Regions from separate parts of the Homo sapiens genome. Here regions 2, 3 and 4 are each linked to region 1. Evidence: chromatin contacts called from ENCODE Hi-C or POLR2A ChIA-PET data. All regions are on one chromosome and are shown on one strand. Each heading gives the region's core, a stretch centred on a gene start or an enhancer-like site at or near the end of the contact. The rest is flanking DNA. Distances are from core to core; before and after follow the strand shown.

The links. Hi-C counts contacts between places; a loop is a spot of excess contacts on that map. ChIA-PET counts read pairs that join two places held with the same protein, here RNA polymerase II (POLR2A). Pooled maps may share reads with other maps.
Region 2: a loop to region 1 is called in a pooled map, with 11 times the contacts of the local background. The contact joins the promoter of NHSL1-AS1 here to the promoter of ABRACL in region 1. A Hi-C loop is called at or near these places in 2 of 37 single-sample maps with no recorded cell type and 11 of 50 pooled maps.
Region 3: a loop to region 1 is called in a map of CD4-positive, alpha-beta memory T cell, with 9 times the contacts of the local background. The contact joins the enhancer-like site here to the promoter of ABRACL in region 1. A Hi-C loop is called at or near these places in 1 of 168 maps with a recorded cell type or tissue (CD4-positive, alpha-beta memory T cell), 14 of 37 single-sample maps with no recorded cell type and 13 of 50 pooled maps.
Region 4: a pooled map shows a loop between it and region 1 (2.7-fold over the local background). The contact joins the enhancer-like site here to the promoter of ABRACL in region 1. A Hi-C loop is called at or near these places in 1 of 50 pooled maps. POLR2A ChIA-PET finds 5 or more read pairs at or near these places in 2 of 52 experiments (GM12878 and activated naive CD4-positive, alpha-beta T cell).

What each region holds. Positions count from the first base shown.
Region 1 is chr6:139,027,144-139,030,020 of GRCh38, forward strand. It overlaps ABRACL (ABRA C-terminal like), which reads left to right and starts at 1,602. Exons shown (of 3, transcript NM_021243.3): 1 at 1,602-1,732. RefSeq lists silencers at 1,766-1,925, 2,186-2,555, 2,605-2,795 and enhancers at 2,449-2,743, 2,566-2,877.
Region 2 is chr6:138,690,287-138,693,044 of GRCh38, forward strand. It overlaps NHSL1-AS1 (NHSL1 antisense RNA 1), which reads left to right and starts at 1,382. Exons shown (of 4, transcript NR_033896.1): 1 at 1,382-1,682. LOC124900217 (collagen alpha-1(III) chain) reads left to right here and starts at 2,440. Exons shown (of 2, transcript XM_047419637.1): 1 at 2,440-2,758. The coding sequence starts at 2,477. It also overlaps a transcript of NHSL1 not described here. RefSeq lists an enhancer at 777-1,976 and silencers at 2,099-2,148, 2,159-2,508.
Region 3 is chr6:138,591,884-138,594,787 of GRCh38, forward strand. It overlaps a transcript of NHSL1 not described here. Among named protein-coding and RNA genes, the nearest start is that of NHSL1, 94 kb to the left of the region's middle. RefSeq lists enhancers at 1-343, 1,329-1,623, 1,652-1,721. Within about 2 kb of position 1,473, at least 22 of the 41 ENCODE cell types and tissues checked have a DNase peak (open chromatin) inside an H3K27ac peak, as active enhancers do.
Region 4 is chr6:138,653,195-138,656,168 of GRCh38, forward strand. It overlaps a transcript of NHSL1 not described here. Among named protein-coding and RNA genes, the nearest start is that of NHSL1-AS1, 37 kb to the right of the region's middle. Within about 2 kb of position 1,662, at least 3 of the 41 ENCODE cell types and tissues checked have a DNase peak (open chromatin) inside an H3K27ac peak, as active enhancers do.

The DNA of each region.
Region 1 (2,877 bases), core at 352-2,851:
TTTTTCTTTGGTTGGCAATTAGGGCAATACTAATTACCTAATCATAACAGAAGCGGTGCTCTCCAGACTCATTATTCCTATCATTGGATATTATCTGACTGATGAATTGTGATCCCTGTCACAGGCCAAAATAGCGAGGTCCTGCTTCGATAATTGCTAAATATATTTTTCTTGAATTATATATTTTTTGCCTTATGTCGACTGTGAAAGATATAAACTATAACTTCTCACCTTTCTTTTGGTGAGAAAAAAATAGGCCTCAATCATTTTGGTAACAATATAAAACAAGTAAAAGAAAAAAATAGGTCTGAAAAGATCTTGGAGTCACCTTAAACTTTATCTGCCATGAGACACTTAGAAGAATCAGACCTTTGTTGAAGATTACAGAACAGAGACTCCTTCAGTCACACCCAGGAGACAGGTATTCACCGTAAAGACTAGAATGAAGCGTGGGAAGTGGATGGATCCAGTGCAGCCCCAGGGAACTGAACACTCACATGCCCCTGGGAAGCAGGTCTTTGTTGCTCTCCTTCCATCACTTGGTCTCAGCTTGTCTTTGACTGGCTTCTACCACTTGTGCCTCCACCCAACCTGCTGCTACATTCTCCTGGTTTCTGCTTACTCAAATGTTTTGCATCCGAAGCCCATTTTGGCCCCTTCTGCCTTACCCTCTCTTAGCTCCAACCTTTCTCTTACATCAGACAGCTCCGTCTCTGCATTCTCCACTTTCCATTTCCAAGGGAGTGTCTGATTGGCTTACTAACTATCAGAGTCCGTGTTTGATGAGAACTGTTTGCTCCAGGTCACCTCACAGGATGATGACTACATCACGGATTGTGCGCTCTTGGGTCACGCGATCACTCTTAATTTAAATTAGCTGGGCTGGGGGTGGGGAGGGGGTAAGGAACGTTTTTTGTAGTTATTTGTGCAACCCCTGCTCTAGAAATAGTTTGGGTAACTGTTTCCTTTCCAAAAGGACTCTCTGGGTACGGTAAGCATCTCTCTCTCACACACGCATATATTAAAATAACAGTGACTAAAACAAAGGGAGCATGAATAAATTGAATTATGAAGTTAAATGTATGAAATAATGAATGAACAAGGGAAGAAACCGATACTGACCCAGGGTCAACAACTATCTATGTCCAAGTAAAATTTCTTTGCAGTCTGACAAATTGGCTTTCAAGATTGCATTTTGTTTTGCGAATTAAGCCATTTTTAAGTCATGAGTCGTAGTTTTCTGGAGGCCCCCGGCATCCGGAACCCATGAATGCCACGTTCTTTCTAGCAGCCTTCAGCAATTTGAGGGCGCTTTGTTTCTTACGTTGGGAGAGAAATCCATCAGGAAATCGACGCCCAGGATCAGATGCAGATCCTGGGATCCTTGGCTCTGAGTAGCACGGTGGAAAAGTGAGGTAATCCAGGCTCTGGGCCCGTTTTCCTAGGAGCCCAGGGCGCTTCACCTGTCTGCAGTCAGCCCCTTTCTTGGACGTCTCCTCCCCTGAGTTTCCTCCTCATAGGCTTGTCCCTGGGAGTGTGGGCGGCCCCTTTCTTGAGCGCAGAAACACTTACTTTTCCCCCTACCCTGCTCCTCCTCCTCCACAGCCGTCTTTCTCTTTGCCTCAGCCACTTCCTTCCTTGGCCTCACCCTCCCCAGTGCACTGAAGAAGGTAACCGGGTCCAGACCCACGCGGCGCCAGTTCTCCGGCGGGAAGGAAAACCGCGCAGAGAGGTGCGTGAGCGCCCGGGCAGATGTGGCTTAGGTAGCAGGGATGGACTGGGTGTCCGTGGTGCGCCGCCGGGCACCGCGGGCTGCGGTGAGAGTCGGGTCAGGAGGGGGCCGGGAGGGGGCTCAGGGCGCGCGGAAGCTGCGACCGGCTGGGCCGAGACCTCGCGGGTTGGGGTCCCGTGGGGCGCGCGCCGCCCACGCCCCCACCTCTCGGGTCGACTTCCGCACTCGGCTCACGTGACGTTTCGCCGGCCGGGGGCGGACTGGGAAGCCGGCAGAAATGGAACGATTTTTACCGCGGTGCGACGTGTCGGCTTTGCACTTGGCGGTGGTTCAGGAGCCAGTTCTGCAGAGCTGGGTGGGGAAGGGCTGGGGGCGAGAGGAGAGGCTGCCCCGAGGAACGTGGTGGCCTCAGGGCAGTGGACTCTGCAGCGCCGGAGGTGGGTGCGGCTCTGTGCGCTCCAGATCAGGGGGTGCAGAGTCGTGAGGGGACACCAGGGGCTCGTGGAGCCCGGGGCAGGGTCCGTTTTCGTCGCCCGGGTTGGGTGCTCGCTCTCGCGGCGCTTCGGGGCGCCCGGGCCACGGGGGAGGCAGACCCGCGGCGCCGGGCCGGGAGCTGCGGAGACAAAGACTTCCGGGACGCGGCCCTTCCCGGGCGCCAGCGGTGCCGCCCCGCCACGGGGGGCCCAGCCCCGCGCTCCCCAGCCCTGCACTGGTGCCGGCGGTGACCGTGTGATGATGGGCTGCAGGGCACGGGGTTAGGGGACCTCTACCAGGCAGAACCCCAAGCTGGTAGCAGAATGGCCAAATATGGAGTGAGCGCGCCCCAGACCGGAGGGAGTAAGGAGCCCAGTCACCCTTTGACCCGCACCAGCTGCTTGTCCGCGATTGCGAAGAAGGGCTGGGAAAACGTGCCCAGCCCGAGTGTGTAAAGTTGGTTCCTGATTCCGGACATACCTATTCCAGTAGGCTTTATTTCCTTGGATATTAGAAAATCTCCATGCATTGCCTCCAAACTTTTGAAAAATAACAATGCCCTGAGGGTCCTTAAATACATTCTAAAGTGTGTATTGGTGGTGAGTTTCGGGTTCTGCCCAGTCCTCCGACTTTCCGCTTCCTTTGTGTTTCCCACGCACAAAGCCGAAATC
Region 2 (2,758 bases), core at 132-2,631, 340 kb before region 1:
GGCATTTCACTGCTTTTAAGCACATAAAAAAGCAAAGTGTGTGAAGGTGAAAGAAACCACAAAAATTAATGTCTTGATAGTCAGCTTTCTTCTCTACATGTACATTTATACTCAGGCATAATTATATTCAATAAAAAGCCTTCTTGCATGATTATTAAAAAAAAAAAAATGGGGCCACGTGTGGTAGCTCACACCTGTAATCCCAGCACTTTGGGAGGTCGAGGCAGGTGGATCGCCTGAGGTTGGGAGTTAAAGACCAGCCTGACAAACATGGCGAAACCCTGTCTCTACTAAAAATACAAAAATTAGCCGGGCGTGGTGGCGGGCGCCTGTAATCCCAGGTACTCTAGAGGCTGAGGCAGGAGGATTGCTTGAACCCAGGAGGCGGAGGGTGCAGTGAGCTGAGATTGCACCACAGCACTCCAGCCTGGAAGACAGGTATGAAATCACAACCACTTAAGATTCAAACAAACTTGTGAAAAGTTTTGAAAAGAGTTATTTCAGTTACTGTAATTAGAACAACCTTAGTTAATATGGAGAATTTGGGGGATTTCTGGCTATGGACAGTAGCCTATTGGGGCATATGTACTAAAGAACAGAGAAAAGTGATACATTTAAATGTAAAACCAAACTAGTAAAGGAAGGAGTTCTTGACCTTCAGGGAGTTTCCTCTTGTTTTTTAATTCCCACAATAGATCAGTTCACCTATCAATCAGATCTCCCTCATCACATTCTTTGTCAAGGGTAAAATTCTGGTTCTCCCACGTACCTACACCCTAGACAGAAAACGCATAGAAGCAACTCGTGATTGCCGCATAGACCATGACATCCTACTAGGACAGTGTATCCTACCATATGCATGAAGTCATCACTCACATTAAGTAGATATATTCTGATTATGTCAACAACCTTATGAGATCACTTTGATTCCTCCCCACTGATTTTTTTTTCTTGGAGGGGGACGCTCTCCCAGGTTGGGAACTGTCCACAATTCATATGAATGTGTTGACGGCACAATCAAAGAGATGAACGCAAAAATGTAAAACTGCCACGAATTAATTATACAACTTGGAGAAAGATGTATTATAGCAAGCAATCTCACTGAAATTAAATAATTGAAAATTTTGAACTCTTAGGCTGTAAGGTAGTTAAAATATAGCTAAGTTTTTCTAGCTAGCTGGAAAACGAGCTATTCGAGATTGCATATGAAGTGATTCTAGGAGAAAAAACTATTTCATCCAGAGCTGCTGAAATCTAGGCGTGTGTTACATCAACATCTCCCCTCCCACCCAGCAATCCATCAACCATCTCCAATTTATTCTTTACACTTAGGATTATGACCAAGTTCACGTACTTAAAAGGGAGAAACCACAGAGACATCACACTGAAAGTTTCTCTGCTTTGGGCCAGCAGGAAATTCCAGTTGCTTCATTCACCGGAGCCAGTTAAGCTGCTGAAATGAAATGGATCACCGGAGAGATCACTATATCAGGACATAGACTTGACTTTCAGGGTTGGAGGAAGCCGGACAAAGATGAATGGGATTCAGAGCCTGAACTCAAGGTCAACGTCTTCTGAATCACAAAGAGCTGGTGGGTCAGTCTGGGAGAAGAAAGAAAATTCTGCGCCAAATGGGAAAACCCTTAAAGTCTGCATAGTTTTGCTTGTCGGTAAGAACACAGGTAGGCGGCGGGAAGAGAGGTGGCAAGCAGCCCCAACGCTCGCCGAGATCCCCAGGGTTTTACAAACGGATCGTCCTGAAGTCTCCAAAACTGTAACTACTATATGCCCAAATTTATATTCTCCCCTGGCTTTTCCAACAGGCTACCTGCCTGTGACAGTTTTCCCACGAACTTGGCTCTCCTCTGTCTACAGCGCCCCGGGGTCTCCCAAACAGACAGACACAGACAGACAGAAGGAGCAGACAAGGGGACTGTCCAATTCCCACCCTCCGCGCCCACTCTCTCGAGGTAGCCAAGACCCTCCAGGAGTCCGAAAGTCACAGAGCGCTCTGCGCCCCTGCCACCTGCCCAGCCTCCCGCTGGGGTCCGGCAGTCCCCACTGGAGACCCCGACATCGCGGGGCTCCGCGGCCCCCGCGCCGACCCAGGGCCGCCAGGGGGCGGGCGGGAGCAGCTCTCCGGGTGCCTCCCCCGCCGGTTCCCCTCCCCCGGCCCGCCGGCCACTCACGGATTTTCACTCGGCGGTGGTCCAGGCGCGCAGCGGCGGCTTGCAGGGCGTCGAGGCGGCGGTGCAGCGCGGCGGTGCGGTGGCCCAGCGCGGCCGCCTGGCCCTCGAGCTCGCCGAAGATGTCCCCGGCGCAGCGCGACAGGTCGGCCAGCTGCGCCAGCAGGCAGCCCAGGGCATGCGAGCTGACCTGCTCCAGCGAGCGGAAGAGTGGCGCGCCCGCAGCCCCGGCCCCCGCCGCCTCGGGCCGGCGCAGCCGCGCGGGCTCCAGGGTCCTCTGGTGGAAGGGCATGGCGGGGGCGGGCCGGCGGCGCGGGATCCCTCAGTCTGCCTCCCGTCGGCGCGGGGCGCCAGCCTGCATCCAACACAAAGGAAGTCCCGGGCAGCGGCGGGGCGCCGAGGGAAGCCTGGCGGCCCCTGCCCGCAGGGGAGAGGCCGGGCGGGCAGGAAGGACGGACGGACGGACGGGCGCGCGGGCGAGCGGGCACCCGGGCGGCGCGGGGCAGGAATGGGGTCCGAGCCGTGGCTGCCTGGCGCCCGGCGGCGTTCCTCCACCCGCAGGGCTTCGCGGG
Region 3 (2,904 bases), core at 223-2,722, 440 kb before region 1:
CTACTCGGTTATCAGATTGGAAAAACATAATGTATCTAGGGTTCCATAGGATCCATGGTTTCAGGCATCCACCGAGGGTTTTGGAACCTATCCCTCATGGATAAAGGGAGACGACTGTAACTTTGAAAGTTCCCATTTGAAAATGTTTTTTGGGTTTTTTGCTCAATTATTCCATGACAATAAATGCATTCTCATAGCTATAATCAAACTAAAGAGAATTTAATTATCACCCTCAAGAAAACTACAGTTTCCTGCTCCCCAAAACACAATATTAAATACCCATATTATCACTTTTCAAGATTGCACAGGTAATTTCTAATAGGTCCCACACCCACATCTCAAGGTCAATTTAGCCTGCATGAAAGAAAACAACTGAATGAAAATAGAACACAAGATTCTTCATATGCAAAAATGACTGTGTAAAAACTATATAGGCCAGGCACGGTAGCTCACACCTATAATCCCAGCACTTTGGGAGGCTGAGGCGGGTGGATCACTTGAGGCCAGGAGTTTGAGACCAGCCTGGCCAGCATGGGGAAACCCCGTCTCTACTAAAAATACAAAAATTGGCTGGGGTGGTGGCAGGCGCCCGTAATCCCAGCTACTACAGTCTCAGGCTGAGGCATGAGAATCACTTGAACCCAGGAGGTGGAGGCTGCAGTGAGCCAAGATTGCTCCACTGCACTCCAGCTTGGGCGACAGAGCGAGACTGTCGCACAAAAAAACAAAAAACAACAAAAAACAAAAAACAACAACAAAAAAAACCCCTACATATCCAGAACTAAAGAGTGAAAACTGACAAGTATGCAGGTAATTGCCCTTAAGGAAAAAGGTGTGTGGATATATTTTAGTGGGCTGGTCTAAATATTTTCTAAATATCGTAAGACATATGAAACAGGGTGGCTAGGAGCTGCTATTTCAGCTTTTTAAAAGCAATTGTGATGGAGCAAAAATTTTGCCTGTAGACAATAATTAACCTTTCTCCAAAAGCATCACATATATATCATTCTATATACCAAATGCCACAGCCACAGGAAGTCAGTTGCCCACAGCCTTATAAATCAGTTTACTTGCTTCCTCATTTTCTGTTATGGACTTTCCTAGCCAAACTCTGTCATGGCAGTTCACTTCAAAATTAAAAATAAAGTTGATTTAATGGAGCCTGGATGAATCCCATCTGAAAGCCATTAAAACATACACACCCACTTCCACACAAACCAGAGAATCAGTAGAATTCAAAGACTTATTGAATCCTGAAACTGTAAAGGATCCGAGTGACAAATAATTCACATGTCCTATTAATCACAGGAGGTAGACGGGTTCTGTGATTCCAGCACTGACACGGAGGCAGTCAGGAGCACTGCTAGGACTAGAATCCCGTTGTCCTTGCCCCAGTCCAGGCTCTGCCCACTCTCCCATGCTTCAGGTCTGGCTCTGAAGTTCGTGATTCCCCGTTCATAGTCTTCAAGTACATCAGTGAGTCACGTTTCCGTTTCCTCTCACTGTTCCAAATGCTGGGCTTTGGTAGCACAGAGTTCATTCATTCACAATCATGCTAATTCACTCATACAGAGAGAGAGTGCTGACGCACTTAGGAATTATGACTTAACATGCAATTCTCAAATCAGTGAGGCCAACGGCTAACTAAACTTAAAAATAAAAGGAAATCTAGCCCTTAGCACTCAAAATACTTCCTTTCAACCTACTGTAAAACAACAAACTCACTTTCATTAGGAGATGAAAAGTGAGTCATTTCTTTCTTCCAGTAGACGGTCTCCCCAGGCACAAACTCATGCACATTATATTTCATGGGACCTTTTAAATATTTACTTGTTAGCAGTATTCTTCCTTTCGGGTCAAAGATTATAGTATTTAGCAACACAAAGAAAGCTGAGGGATAGAGTTATGAATTAGTAAACTGCTTTGCCAAGCCTTCCATTTGTTAATTCAGTCCAACTTCAAAGAGGATTTTAAAGAGAGGTTCAGCTGTCAGAAATTAACTCTAAGAAAACTGCTGAATCAAAAAGTGACTTGGGCAGTTTTTCCCAAACTGGTGTTAAGGAAAAACTGTTCAGTTGTAGGTATAGGAGCAAAAAGTATCTTCCTATGCAAATAAGCTTAGGGCAAACAAAGTTTTTAAAAGGTTTTTTGTCTTGTTCACTACAGGACTTTCCCAGCCTTTGACATGCTAATGTTGCTGTAAATTTCCAGGGATGTGGTGGGGGTCAGTTTATTTTGATCACATTAATTATGTGGTTGGGGGATGTGGATAAAATAGGAGAAATGCACTACACTGATTCAGCAGCTTCTAAGCAACAGAGAAAGGGTTTGGCTAAAGTACTAGTATTTTTGGTATTCAGTAGCAAAGAACAGTTAGACTCTCATTCACAACTATTTCAGGACAAGGTGGGAGTATCTATTCAGTCATTTGGGAGAATGAAGCTACGTAGAACTCAATCCTTGAGAGCTTAATTTACTGCCAATAGGACTGCCAATTTCGCGGGGCTTCTGCAACTCCTCCCCGGCTCTAAGCAAAAACAGCCCCTGTACCTGTTCTTGGGGACTGACGTGACATCGTTGAGTGTTTTCCCTCAACTCTTTGATCTTCATGCACTTGTCTATTTCAATGTTTTTTGACCATGGCTGTACATCAGAATCACCTAGGGAGCTTTTCACTCCACAGATGTATGGGCCCATTGCCAAATCTACAAAATACAATACGATCCCCAATAAGCAGCACCGAGAGCTGAAAACCACTCTTCTGCTTCCTAGGAAGAGCTAGACAACAGACAAATAATTGAGAGGGTGTGTACTTTAAATTGAGCACGTTGACACTGACAAGGAAAGGGCTACATAGCAAGATTTTAATGAGACCCCAAGTTTACAGATTTCTCTGTATCACTC
Region 4 (2,974 bases), core at 412-2,911, 370 kb before region 1:
ACACCTATTATATTTCCAGGTCTAACTAGGTGACATGTATTTCTAAGCATTTAAGTTCCTCTTAAAAAGCCTTAGTCTTGGCCAGGCACGGTGGCTCAAGCCTGTAATCTCAGCACTTTGGGAGGCCGAGGAGGGTGGATCACGAGGTCAAGGGATCAAGACCATCCTGGCCAACAAGGTGAAACCCCGTCTCTACTAAAAATACAAAAACTAGCCAGGCGTAGTGGCATGTGCCTGTAATCCCAGATATGCGGGAGGCTGAGGCAGGAGAATCACTTGAACCCAGGAGGCGGAGATTGCAGTGAGCTGAGATGCCAAGATCGCACCACCACACTCCAGCCTGGCAACAGAGCAAGACTCCGTCTCAAAAAAAAAAGCCTTAGTCTTTAACCTTTCACAAAGTATTGTTATGATTGGCAACTTATTTTGTGAAATGCCACAATCAAGTATGAAACTGTTGCCTCAGGCAGGGCAGAAATAAACTGTGCCTTGAATAAATGTTTAAAGCTGAGATTCTCCATACCAGCATTCCATAGCTCAGAGATATTTCACATCACCACGCAGTATACATATGATATATGCATATATATGTACACAGAAACCCATATTCAAAACACAAATACATATGAAATGTTTCACGAAACATGTCTTACCCTTACTGTATGATACGCTCCAATATTTTATATTCTATTTCTTTGTTTACATTGCTCATTGTCCCTAATTTGATTTCACCAACCCAGTGATGCAGTAGCAACCACAGTTTGGAAAATACAGCTCCCTCTATGCAAATACCAATTCATAGTTCTTCATAAAATTTACTCCTGCCAATGAGGATCAGTGTGACACCCTGTGCAGATGGGACTAAAAAGACACTCCAAAGAGGTGACTGATTTGTAAATGAGTCTGTTTTTGAAACATGAAATAGGCAGCAGAGAATCCAGAGCAGACGAGCACTAACTGCATATCTAAGAGTAAATTAGTCATTTATCATTAAACTGAAAGTACTCTGTTGCAGACTTTTTTTGGACAGGAAAATGGAAATTTAAACAAGACTTTATTTTTTCTTAATATGCTTGCAAAAAAAATTAACTGATACTATCAAGTGTTGAAAAGGATGTGGGAAAATGTGTATGCTGTTATTAGGACTGCAATTTTGTACAGCCTTTTTGGAGAGTGATTCGAGAGCATCATTAAATTTTGAACATGCATATCCTTTGACCCAGCAATTCTTCTAGTTTGTGCTATGTTCTTGTACATGCAAACCAATAGATGTGTAAAGACACTGGCCATTGATAAGAAAATACTTAAGGTACAATCATATTTTTTAAATTATTTTAATTTTTTTAAAGAAATACTAAGAACAGCAGGTATTTCCATATCATTCTTTTTTTTTATGTGACAAATTCAATTTCTTTTCAGTACACATATCATTGTTTCTCAATGAGATGCTATTAGTATTCTGGGCCAACGATTCCTCCATAAAATGCTCCCACATATTTTGTTTTTTAAATCCCCAGGTAAGGGTGGTACCAGCCTTGACTGAAAAACAAAACAAAACAAAACAAAAAAAACACTATTCCATGTATACTGAGGAGAAAAGAATTTTTAAAAGCTGTTACGAGGTGGGGAAAAGCCAGTTGCAGAACAATACATACAGTATGATTCTAATTATGTGAAAAGAAACCACCCACGCTCTAAGGGGTGTGCACATGAATGATATGAGTCAGAGGATGTGTGAAAAGAGGTTGACAGTGTCTGCTCTATAAGCTTTGATTTTTAAGAATTTATTTCCATACTGGTGGATAATTTGATTAGGTTACAATATTTTATTTGGGGAAACTAAAATCCATAACATATTCACCCACTGAAAGTGGCTATTTGAAGCACTGGGAGTTGGCAGAGCTCTAAAACAAGGAGGGAAAGAAACTAAGAGGAATTAACATGTTCTAATGACATCCTTGACTCATAAAGTCCCTTTTCCTTCCTCACTAAAGTGACAAGTTCTGTAATACACTAATTGAGTTTCATAAAAATACAATTAAAAATATGGAAATTAAACAATAACACTACCTCTGTTTTATGTCCTGTCACCCTCTTCCCGCAGGACTTGTAGAAATGTTTCCTTTAACCTCCATATCCAGCTTGTGTTTCATGCTTCCTTTCACTATAGTTACCAACCGCTCTCCCGCTTGACCCAGCAGATTAGAAGCTCTTTGAGGTCAGAGGATATTTCTTATCATTCCCATCCACTGATCTCTTGCTGTCCATTCTCCCTAGAAAAGTAGCTGCTTCATAAGAAGCTGTGGAATGATGTTTTAAAAATCCGTGAAATAGACACCTAACTTGGCATGACTTTTAACTAGTTTACAACACTAAGATGAGTCAGAGAAAAATGGATCACATTCAACAGCAATAGTTGAAAACAAAATTACAATTGTCCTTTACTTGCTAATACAATGAGTATTAAGTTTATTTTCATAACTTTGAAACTAAAAAAAAATTTCAGCAAAGCCACATGAAGTACTACCACTTTGATGGGAGCAATTATTTCAAAAGGATTATATCCAAATAAAATCAACAAAATAATAAAAGCATAACATGGCATATACTGTTGTGCCAATCCAGTACCCATTGCCCTCTCTTTTTGTATTAATACAACACCAATTACTCTCTAGGGCAGCCGTGTGCCCTGATAAAAACACAAGACCCCCACCAAGGCAGCTGGAAGTTGACATACACAGTTCCGATGTGATGAAAGCAGAAGTCACCAGAAAGAGCTTACCTCCCCCAAAAAACCTCAGTCAGAGAAAGCCCTCCCTCTTTCCTCTTCTTTCTGCCTTCAATGGGTCCTGGACATGCCGCAGGCAACTCGTGACTCTGAGGAGAAACCCATGTGACAAAGACACAAACTGTGGATCTAAAATGCTTAAGCACCGGTCCTCGATGAAAGGAATGACTTCTTCTGGTATCTTTA